Linked DNA regions of Mus musculus: region 1 is linked to region 2. A link is a loop called in an ENCODE intact Hi-C map of the cell type or tissue named here. Cell type or tissue: left cerebral cortex. All regions are shown on one strand. Links, peaks and the distances in the headings refer to the core of each region. The heading gives the core; the rest is flanking DNA.

Region 1 (5,830 bases), core at 556-5,555, 62 kb after region 2:
CCTTTACTCTATATGTTAAAATGGATCGAACTGGAAAATAGTATATTGAGTGAGATAACCCCAGGTAAAAAACAAAGCAAAGCAAATAACACATGTTCTCTTTAATATACAGATTTTATTTTATTCATTATTTCTAATTTTATTCTTTGTTTGTATGTAATTGAATCTATATAGAGATCAGCAAGCTATAACAGACTCCACTGGGGGGAGACCCTTTAAAAATGGAGGAAAGGAAAAGCAATAGACTACATCACATGAAAGCAGAAGTTAAATAGCAGATGGTTACACATAGAAAAGAAAGTCAGGAAATGGAAGAAATGAGTGGACAGGGTGGAGAATCTATTAAAATTATATTTTTAATGTCATAATGAAGTCTGACACTTTGTGTTAATTTAAAATTAAAATTAAATAAAGAACTCATTTTAATGGATTAAAAATCAATTTAAAATATTAGTGAAGCTATTCCTTACCTGAGAAAAAGAAAAAAGGAAAATAGCTTATTTCTCAAAGCCAGGATATTAAATGTGTACTAAGATAATATTCCCTCAAGGAGGTAACAGGTAAGGGCAATAGGCCTGTAGGAAGCAATCCAGTGCTGGAAATTCTGCATGGAATACAAACAGTCTTTTTCTGTTTGATCAGAACTACCATCTTCTCTTGAAGATAGTACTCTGCTCCAAAGGGATAATGCTCAGATAGAGTAACATGATTATTACCATTTGAGTAGAGTAATGCACACAAAGGACTTTATATTTGATAGCCATGGGTATATATATATATATGAGTTCACTTTTTTTGTCTTGGATTTTGAAAGAAGACCTGTAGGGTACAGAGGTAACTTTCTCAGACAGAATATTTGAAAGTCAACAAAGAAAAAAAATGTGAAGAGTGTTTTTCAGTTTCCACGTGAATGTTGGCTTTCCATTATTTATGTTGTTATTGAAGATCAGTCTTAGGCCATGATGGTCTGATAGGATACATGGGACAATTTCAATATTTTGTATCTGTTGAGGCCTGTTTTGTGACCAATTATATGGTTAATTTTGGAGAAGGTCCCGTGAGGTGCTGAGAAGAAGGTATATCCTTTTGTTTTAGGATAAAATGTTCTGTAGATATCTGTCAGGTCCATTTGTTTCATAACTGTTAGTTTCACTGTGTCCCTGTTTAGTTTCTGTTTCCACGATCTGTCCATTGATGAAAGTGGTGTGTTGAAGTCTCCCACTATTATTGTGTGAGGTGCAATGTGTGCTTTGAGCTTTACTAAAGTGTCTTTAATGAATGTGGCTGCCCTTGCATTTGGAGCGTAGATATTCAGAATTGAGAGTTCCCCTTGGAGGATTTTACCTTTGATGAGTATGAAGTGTTCCTCCTTGTCTTTTTTGATAACTTTGGGTTGGAAGTCGATTTTATCCAATATTAGAATGGCTACTCCAGCTTGTTTCTTCAGACCATTTGCATGGAAAATTGTTTTCCAGCCTTTCACTCTGAGGTAGTGTCTGTCTTTTTCCCTAAGATGGGTTTCCTGTAAGCAGCAGAATGTTGGGTCCTGCTTGTGTAGCCAGTCTGTTAGTCTATGTCTTTTTATTGGGGAATTGAGTCCATTGATATTAAGAGATATTAAGGAAAAGTAATTGTTGCTTCCTGTTATTTTTGTTGTTAAAGTTGGCATTCTGTTCTTGTGGCTGTCTTCTTTTTGGTTTGTTGAAGGATTACTTTCTTGCTTGTTCTAGGGCATGATTTCCGTCCTTGTATTGCTTCTTTTCTGTTATTATCCTTTGAATGGCTGGATTCGTGGAAAGATATTGTGTGAATTTAGTTTTGTCATGGAATACTTTGGTTTCTCCATCTATGGTAATTGAGAGTTTGGCCGGGTATAGTAGCCTGGGCTGGCATTTGTGTTCTCTTAGTGTCTGTATAACATCTGTCCAGGCTCTTCTGGCTTTCAGAGTCTCTGGTGAAAAGTCTGGTGTAATTCTGATAGGCCTTCCTTTATATGTTACTTGACCTTTCTCTCTTACTGCTTTTAATATTCTATATTTATTTAGTGCATTTGTTGTTCTGATTATTATGTGTCGGGAGGAATTTCTTTTCTGGTCCAGTCTATTTGGAGTTCTGTAGGCTTCTTGTATGATCATGGGCATCTCTTTCTTAATGTTTGGGAAGTTTTCTTCTACTATTTTGTTGAAGATATTAGCTGGCCCTTTAAGTTGAAAATCTTCATTTTCATCAATTCCTATTATCCGTAGGTTTGGTCTTCTCATTGTGTCCTGGATTTCCTGGATGTTTTGAGTTAGGATCCTTTTGCATTTTGTATTTTCTTTGACTGTTGTGTCGATGTTCTCTATGGAATCTTCTGCACCTGAGATTCTCTCTTCCATTTCTTGTATTCTGTTGCTGATGCTCGCATCTGTGGTTCCAGATCTCTTTCCTAGGGTTTCTATCTCCAGCGTTGCCTCACTTTGGGTTTTCTTTATTGTGTCTACTTCCCTTTTTAGTTCTAGTATGGTTTTGTTCATCTCCATCACCTGTTTGGATGTGTTTTCCTGTTTTTCTTTAAACTTCCACCTGTTTGTTTATTTACTTTAAAATTACTTAGAATAAGAAACACTTAGATTCAGGAATCATATCCTAGCGTGTGTCTATGATGACCCTTTCTAGAGACAGCCATATTTTGAAGGCTCTACCCTAATGAAAAGTTCAAGCCTTTAGCAGATTCATAACTATTAGGGAATGTTGAGAGGTAGGAATTAGGAATAAATTGGAGGAAGTATGTGACTAGCCCTGTGTGCTTGTGAGTGCTGGGAAACAGGGGTAAGGCTCAGTTTGATTGTTAAGTGTAAGTTTGTTCAATTATATTCAACTCAAATAAGTTACATATCTTTAACTCTACTCCAAAATTGAACTCTACTTCTTTTCCTCTAAGATTTCCACATGATTATCTATATTACAGTAGTATTTTTAAATTAGGAGATGATTTCCTTCATGAACTTTAGTTTCCCTGGAAAAAACATTGAAATCCAGGTAGGTACCAGGTAGTGAGTATGACACCATTGCGAACTGTTCTCAGATTGAGTCATATCCATGTTTTGAGGCAGTGTAAGAACTTATAAATGTGTCTTGATATTTTTAAGTTGGGTCTTTTTTTTTTTTTTTTTTTTTGCTTTGGTTTGAGCTTTCCAATTGATTTTTGTTTAATAATGTTGTTTAATTACCATTGGATACCTGTGTTCATCTGTTTTATATTATTTGTGATTATTTTGTGTACACATGTTCTTTCTTTTATAGTATGTGTGTATGTATATGTTTTGAAAATTAAACTTTGTTTTTTTTAATTTTTGATTAGCATTACTATTACAGTTTGTGTGTTCATTTTTCTTATATTTTATTTTTTTAATTTATTTTTACACTCCATATTTTATTCACCACACCATATCCATTTTCCAAGTCCTTCACATCCCATACCTCCTCCTCACCCACCTGTCTCCACATGGATGTCCCCACCCCCACCCAACCTGACCTCTAAACTCCCCAACTTGTAGGAATTCATTTAGGTTTCATGTAAGTTTTGCTTCAGAATTTGGGTGAATGCTTATATATGGTTTAATGTATCATTATTAATGCACTCATATACTGCTTCTGCTTGAACTGTCATTTTGTGAAGTTGCTTAAATAATTATTATATAATATTTGTTATTGGGGTATTGTGATAAATATTTTAAACACAACATTGGTTTAATAATGGTTCATTTTTCCCTTTGATATTTGAATATACTAAAGATTGTTAGAATTACAAATTGATTTAATAGACCCAAATCTATGCATCTAATCAACTTCTATACAGTTTGAGTTTACTTCTGATGTTAACTTTGGAAGATGTTTTAGTTGCAAAACATCTTTCTGAATTCAATTTTTTCTAAAAATTTCCTAGAGATCAACTTGTAGAGAATTGAAATTATATGGCTATATTTTCCCCAGGAACAGGGTCAAATTATAGTAGATTTTTTTATTTACTCAGATCTTTTTAAATTTCTATCAACAATTTTGATTTTTTTTTTTTTTTTTAGGATTCATGCTTTGGAATTACAAGAGCAGAGGCTAGAGGTAAACATAAGAAAACTCATGCCATCTGGGAGAGATGAAGTACCAGCTTGCCAGTCAGTAGGAACCAATGTGAGTGGACAAATCATCTTGAGAGATATGACTGCTAGATCTTAGTTTAGATGATTCCAGGTGATAATTTATTCAGGGCCCTGCAATTATTCTTTTCTCTCTTGTCACACTGAAATACTTTGCTTGTAAAACTTTGATATTAAAGCCAAGATCAATTGTCTCTAACACACTTTGAAAAATTTAGTATGTTTACAATGAATATAGCAGGAATCACAGGTCTCCTCTATTGTTTTAGAGTCTTAAAGTAGCTTATGGGCAGGGATTTGAGCTGAGATATGAAAGGAATGAGTAAGGAATCTACTCCCTCTTCCCATCACCTATCCATTGGCTGGATTTGGCTAAGGAAAGGCTGGGCATCATACGGGATGTGTTTATTAGGTGGAGCTTGGTATAGATGCATCTGAATTCTTGCATTGCCCAATTTGTCATTTCTATAGTTGTAACAGATTTTTTTAACTAGTAAGTCTAATATATTGTTGTTTAAAACCTACTGCTTTGTGCTCTGAAACATCCTCTATATATGTAGCATGGGGATGCTGTTAGCTATTCCATAGTCAGAAACATTCTGTGCCTATCATGAATTTTAAATCAGGCTTCTTAAAATAATGTTTTCAAACTGACTTTCCAAATATGTTTTAGTAGAAATAAAAAAAAAAATCGAATTTTAGATTTTTTGTCATAAACTCCATATTTTGCTAAATGTAACTAGAAACAGTGCAAAAAATTAACCAAAAGATATCTCAGAAAAGCAGTGAGAGAAAAAGTGAATTGATTAGAAAATTTAAGGCTCTAAGAAGTATAATATTTACCAGTTCCTTGTCTGGCAAAAACAAGTAGTCAGGGTAGTCTTGTTATTTCTTAGATTTATTGGAAATTCTCCTTATGATAGCCAGAAAAGACAGTCTAATTCACATTGGATGAGAAATCTTCCTACTAAGTATTATAAAGGAAGAAGTCACGACAGATTTCATCAGAACAAAAACAGGTAAACAGCAAACCTATTTGGCTGTGTGACCCAAGAGTTTCCTCAATCATTAAAAAATTCAGTCAGCCAGAATAAACAAAAGTAAATGAATAACAAAAGCAAACAGAATATCCACAAGAAGTGCTTGGACATGTAAGCATCTTGGTCTAGAGGAAGTGAAACTATTTTTCTTTATAAAGGCTGTCAGGTAGTGTGTATATAAGAGAATCCAACAAAAAGAAGGTACTTAACCAGGAAAACCTTGTTGTCCCTGTAGGCTCAGGGCATCCACAGTCCATCTGGACATACCAGATGGCTCAGCCTGGGATGTCCAAGTAGATAGCAACAATCACAAGCAAATGGAAACCCAGACAATATCAGCTTAGAAAATCAGATCAAATATCAACACAAGAAATCTGAAGATTCAATTGTCATTAAAATTTTAGCTCATACAATTAATCCGGAATCTACATGATACGTGAATGCAAGATAAGTATCTATTTAAACAGAAAATGCAAGTAGAATCTTGAATCTCCTATTTTACTGAAAGTATGCTGGAAAAAATAGTAAATGCACTTTTTATTAATAGTTATAGCCTTAAGGATTGCCCTAAAGAAATTCTTTAAACTAAAAATAAATGATAAAATGAAAGACGCTATAGCATTAGGAAAAAAAAAGAAAAAATAGAGAAAGAGC
Region 2 (5,830 bases), core at 423-5,422:
CAAAGATAAGCTCTTAGCTACTGTCACAGAACCATGCCAGCCTGCCTGCTGTCATGCTCCCCACCATGATGGTCATGTTTCACTTTCAAAAACTGTAAGCCCTTTCTAAATTCTTTCTTATATTAGTTGTCTTGGCCATGGTGTCTTATCACAGCAATAGAAATGTAACTAAAAGATAAAAAAAATCGTTGATTATATTTAACCACACCTAAACCTCATCTGTTTCCCCATTTTATACCCTTGGTCACCTAGTATTTTTGTCATTTTACATGTGTTTTACTATCTCAACATTACTGTTCTTTCCCTTCCATCCCAAACTCTTGACTCTTTTCTTGCTTCCTCATCTCTACAGACTCCAATTTAAACAGAGAAGTCTAAAAGTTCAAAAGTAAGATCTACATATGTAAGAATATAGGGCATTTGTTTTTGTGGGTCTGCACTACATTGTTCAGTATAATATTTTACTTTATGGTTTTATGTATAAAACAGCAGCCTAAACTATCGTGTAGTAGAGAAATCAGTTGATAGAAATGGACTCCACAAGTGGATGGACTTTTCTTCTGTTTTCTGGGAGACATGTGTTAATCTGTTTTTCAACAATGTGTTGCCAATTCCAAAGATATTTTACTTGGATGCATAAGCTCCTCTTCTTCAAACTTATTTTTTTTTTTGTGCTAAAATACTTTTCCTAATAATGAAAAGCACAGGTTATCACAAGATATTTAATGTGCTGATAAACTATAGCTCTTTACCAGCAAAAACATAATGAAAATTTATGTCCCTGCATTTTCAGTTCACAAACAAACAGATCATTTTCATTAAATGAAAGAATAAGGTAAGTAGTGTTTATCTAATTTTCAATTCCATAATTTATAAGCTGCTAATTTTGTGTCATCTTGGGACTAATATCAATGATTAGCCAAATTTAATCTGAGTGAAGTATTCAAATTTTTAATCTAGACGGTTTTTCAGTGAAGTAATAACCCTGTAATTTTTGTATCAATGGAATTATTATTTGAAATTTCTACATTTTTATTTTAAATAAGACTATAAAATGCACTAATTTTTCATTTTAAAACTACTTTTATTGTCTGAGGGTTTATCCATCACACACATGTGTGTTAGTTTATTTTAAATCTTAAATTTAAAAGTTAATTTTAGGTTAATAGCTTTAAATTATAATCTCATACATTTTTATTATATGTTTAGAAGATTCCTTGGAATTTTTCATTCTTCTGCTGTCTTTTACATTTTTTATATCAGTTTTACAATATATATCCACATATTATACCTGTACAATATAGACTCAGTTTTTTTTTATACCTGAGGCTTATATAAATGTGCAAAACAGAGTTAAGAGAAAGAGAACCAAATCTTATGTTTTAAGAACTTATTCATCTTTTAATGCATTTCTATTAATTTTCCAGTCCTTTTCATTACTTCTACCACTCTTTGGACTGGTTTGATTGGTATTTTATAACTCTTTTGTAAATAATATTTATTTATTTATTTATTTATTTATTATTTTGTTTTGTTTATGTGTGTGCTTGTTTAGAAAGGTGTTACACAGGCCCACATGTGGCTAGAGGGGGGTAATGGATCACCTGGAACTAGAATTTCAGGATGTTGTGAATCACTCATGAAGTGGCTGGTAACTGAATTGGGGAACTCTGGAAGAACAGCTAGTACTCATAAGCACTTAGTCATCTCTTCAGCCATCTCTTCTAACTTCTGTGTTAGATAATTAACATATGAATGCCATCATGTCTCTTCTATCATAGTCATTCAATGTAATAATTTCTATTTGGTTTAGTTTTATTCATGGGGCAGGAAAGTTAACTCTGTGGTTAAAGCACTTCTTCTTCTTGTCCAGTTCACAGTATCCACATAATGGCTTACAAGCATCCATAATTTTAGTTGTAGGAGATTCAATGTCTATTTCTGACTACTGAAGGCACTGAGCACACACATGTCACATGTACATACATGCAGGCAAATCATTCAAACATAAAATAAAATAAATAAACCTAAAAAAATTAACAATAAGTGATTTGAGTGTTTTATGATTATACTGGCAAAGTTACATGTCTTGGCTTTAGGCTATTGTTACAGTAAATGCTGATATCATTACTATATGGTAATGTATAAATTTTAATTTTTCTATATTATAATAAAAAATTAAATACACACACACACACACACACACACACACACATATATATATATATATATATATATATATATATATAAAATGAGTGGAAGTAGAAAATATTGTGACAAAATTAAAACTAAGGAACTGTGGATATGCATCTGTGCTGTTTGTAGAATAATTTATACTATTATAAATAAGCAATTAATAAAATATGGTAAAGATCAAGCAATATTATTTAGCTTTTAAAATTCATGAAGTAATGAGACATTGTATAACATGTATGAAGTACTCTTTTAGGGAATTCTGTTGAATGAAAAAGATAGTCACAAAAAGGCAAACTTTCTATAACCCTAGTTACATAAATTATCTAGAGAAGCCAAACTTATCAAGAAGGACAATGTGGGGAAGCTGTCAGGAGTCGAGGGGTGGAAATGTGAACATACAGTTTGCTAGTTATAACCTTTTGGTTTTGAAACATGAAAAAGTTTCTGGAGTTGCATGATGGTGAGAAGAGAACGATGATGTAGACAGACATCAGAGCACTAACAGTTCTTTATGTTAACAGTGGGTCAGGACGCATGTAAACCAAGTGATAATGTGTACTACAGACATAGAAATTGGGGAGGGTGAATTTGAGTGAAGAGGTAAAATAAAAATAGCTTAGCAGAGGGGCCTCTAAAGCTGCTGAAGGGACATGTAAACATGAGGTCAGAGCAGAAAGATACAAAGGCTAAAGCATCCAGAGCAATACTTGTGAAACAGTGGAGCAAGTTTTTGCTGATTACTGTTTTGCTGATAATGTTTTTATGTTAATGAGAATGAGTAATAATATATGAGATTTCTAACCAATATATTATCTTTAATTTGTTTTCATTTAACCTCATCATGGATATTTGATAGTTTTTCAAATATATGTGATGTATAAAGTTTATTTTTATGTCTTAATCCTTTTTAGCTCATTCAACTGATCCAAATATAATAATTTCACTCTTTACTGACTTTTGTTCATGGTTCCATAATTATTCAAATATTTTGGAAATATGAGCTGTGTGTATATATTTAGCAGAGAATTGTCAAAGCTCCAAAGAGCACTGGCTTGCAGATGTCTTCATTAGTAGACAATTTGCATTCCTTTCACTAATTGCCCTAGAACGAAAATAGTAACCACATTTGACATATTTATGTCAATTATTAGCTTGGGATTTCCCAGGCACTAAATGAAATTCCCATTGGAAGATGACAAATAAACAATGAGAGTGTTGATTTCATTCTACTTTTGCCAACAAATTATGGATTTACCATATTAAAATAAAACAGAAATTGCTAGCATGTACTCAGTGTGGCTTTTGTAAATGGGAAAAAGTTTTTTTATGTATAATATCATTTCATTCATCTTTCTTTAATATGGAGATTATCTATTTTTTATTTATTTAGAGACAAATGGAGAATCTGAAATAATACCCTGACTGACTTTAAATAACTTTGTAAATAAACCTTGTTTCTCCTTTTAAAAATATTTTGCTAGTAAAAACATTCATTGATTATTTCCTTATAGTTTTGTATAATATATAATTATTTCCTCTTGTTTTGTATAATGTTCATGCAATCATAAATTAATCATATTTAATGTATGCCATGACAATTTTTTATCTACACAATACTTTCATGACAATAAAAATTAATATGCATTCTCACAATCCTTATCAGAATTTTCCTATCCATCCCCTTCTGCCAATAAACTTTGATCTGCTTGATTTGAAATTAAGTAGTATGAATAATAACAACTTTGATCTTTCTGAGTGTTTCTCATTTGTATGTCAGTATTATATCTACTTAACTAATTTATGCAACAATTAATTGTTTCTCTTTAACTACATTGAAGAGTTAGTAGCACACTGGCTTTAATTTTTAATGTTTCATGATAATTTACTATGGAATTCATCTGAGCATAGAGGTTTTTTTCAGGATAAAATGAATACCGCATGATAGATTTCTCTGTTGCACATATAAATTTCATATTATAGTGGTATACCAGGACAAATAAAATAATTTTTTATTTAATACATGTATCATGAAAATCTAAAGATTTTAATATTGATTTGAATATTGATTCAATAATATCTTTTAACTTTATGTTATTTTGTGCTTAAATAGAAATACAGAAGTTTAATGATATTCCTTAGTCCAATTATATCTATCTATCTATCTATCTATCTATCTATCTATCTATCTATCTACCTACCATCTATTTACCTACATCCCCAAAACTGCCCCTTCCTAGCCCCCCCTCAGAGAATTCCTCACATCATCTCCCCTCCTCTTCTCCTCTGAGAGGATGGGATACCTCTAGACATCCCCCAACCCTGTAGCATCAAGTCTCTGCAGGATAAGATGCATCCTCTTCCACTGAGGTCAGACAAGGCAGCCTTGTTGGAGAAAGGATTCCATGGTCAGGCTACAGCTTTAGGGACATCCCCCACTACAGTTGTTGGGGTACCCACATATAGACTGAGCTACTATCTGATATATATATATATATATGCCTAGGACCTTGGTCCAGCCTCTGCATGCCCTTTGGTTGGTGGTTCAGTCTCAGAGCTCCCAAGGGTCCAGGTTAATTGACTCTGTTGGTCTTCCTGCATAGTTCCTATCACCTTTAGTGCTTTAAATATTTCCCCAACTCTTCCATAAGAGACCCTGATATCTGTCCAATGTTTGGCTGTGGGTATCTTCATCAATCTGGCATTTTTTTAAAAAACTGGGTATAGTTCTACCTGAAGACCCCCTTTACAGCTCCTGGTCATTTACCAAAAAGATGTTCGACTATACCACAATGACATATGCTCCATTATGTTCATAGCAACATTATTTGTAGTAGCTAGAAAGTGGAAACAGTTTAAATATCTCTCAACTAAAATATAGATACAGGAAATGTGGGTGATTTTCACAATGGAATACTATTCAGCTATTAAAACAAAGACAACATGAATTTTGCAGGCCAATGGTTGGAACTAAAAAGTATCCTGTATGAGGCACCTCAAACCCAAAAGGACATACATGGTATATACTCAATGATAAGTGGATATTAGCCATAAAGTATAGGATCCCCATGACATACCCCACAGACCCAAAGAAGTTAAATGAGAAGGAAGTCCTAAGCAAAGGTGTGTGAATCACACATAGAAGGGAGAATAAAATAGTCATAGGAGCCAGATGGATTGAGGGAACAGGGTAGGAAATGGCATGGGAAGGGACTGGATAGGGGAGCAAGATCATGTGTGGGGAGAGAGGGCCAGATAGCCAGGAGTATGAATGGAAATCTGCAGCTGTTGGGCTTGTGATCGGGAGAGTCTCTAGGAAGCCCAGGGAACTGTGATGGGGAAGGGTCCAAGGAGTCAATGTGGGTTACATTAGCTAAGATGCCTAACAGTGGTGATATGAAACCTTAAGAGGCCACATACTTTATCCAAGTGTTACCCCAGTGGGAGGGATAGGGACATCAACACACCCACAAAATTTTCAACCCCAAATTTATCCTGCCTACAAGAAACACAGGCACAGGCACAGGCACAGGGAATGGAGCAGAGACTGAGGAAATTGCCAAACAATAACAGGCCTGACTTGAGACCCATTCCATAGGCAAGTAACCAGTCCCTGACACTATTAATGATACTCTGC

What was found. Hi-C counts contacts between places; a loop is a spot of excess contacts. Peaks named below come from ENCODE experiments on the same cell type or tissue, not always from the same donor. Only the 100,000 strongest peaks of a DNase experiment are listed, where the experiment ranks them.
Region 1: it touches region 2 in a loop (5-fold over the local background); 3 of 42 quality-filtered maps call a loop at or near these places.

The regions. Positions count from the first base shown.
Region 1 is chrX:67,992,082-67,997,911 of GRCm38, reverse strand. No RefSeq gene overlaps it. Among named protein-coding and RNA genes, the nearest start is that of Mir547, 6.5 kb to the right of the region's middle. In left cerebral cortex, for the core only: no CTCF peak of the experiment used is centred there; no DNase peak of the experiment used is centred there.
Region 2 is chrX:68,053,702-68,059,531 of GRCm38, reverse strand. No RefSeq gene overlaps it. Among named protein-coding and RNA genes, the nearest start is that of Mir509, 46 kb to the right of the region's middle. In left cerebral cortex, for the core only: no CTCF peak of the experiment used is centred there; a DNase peak (open chromatin) is centred at 3,304.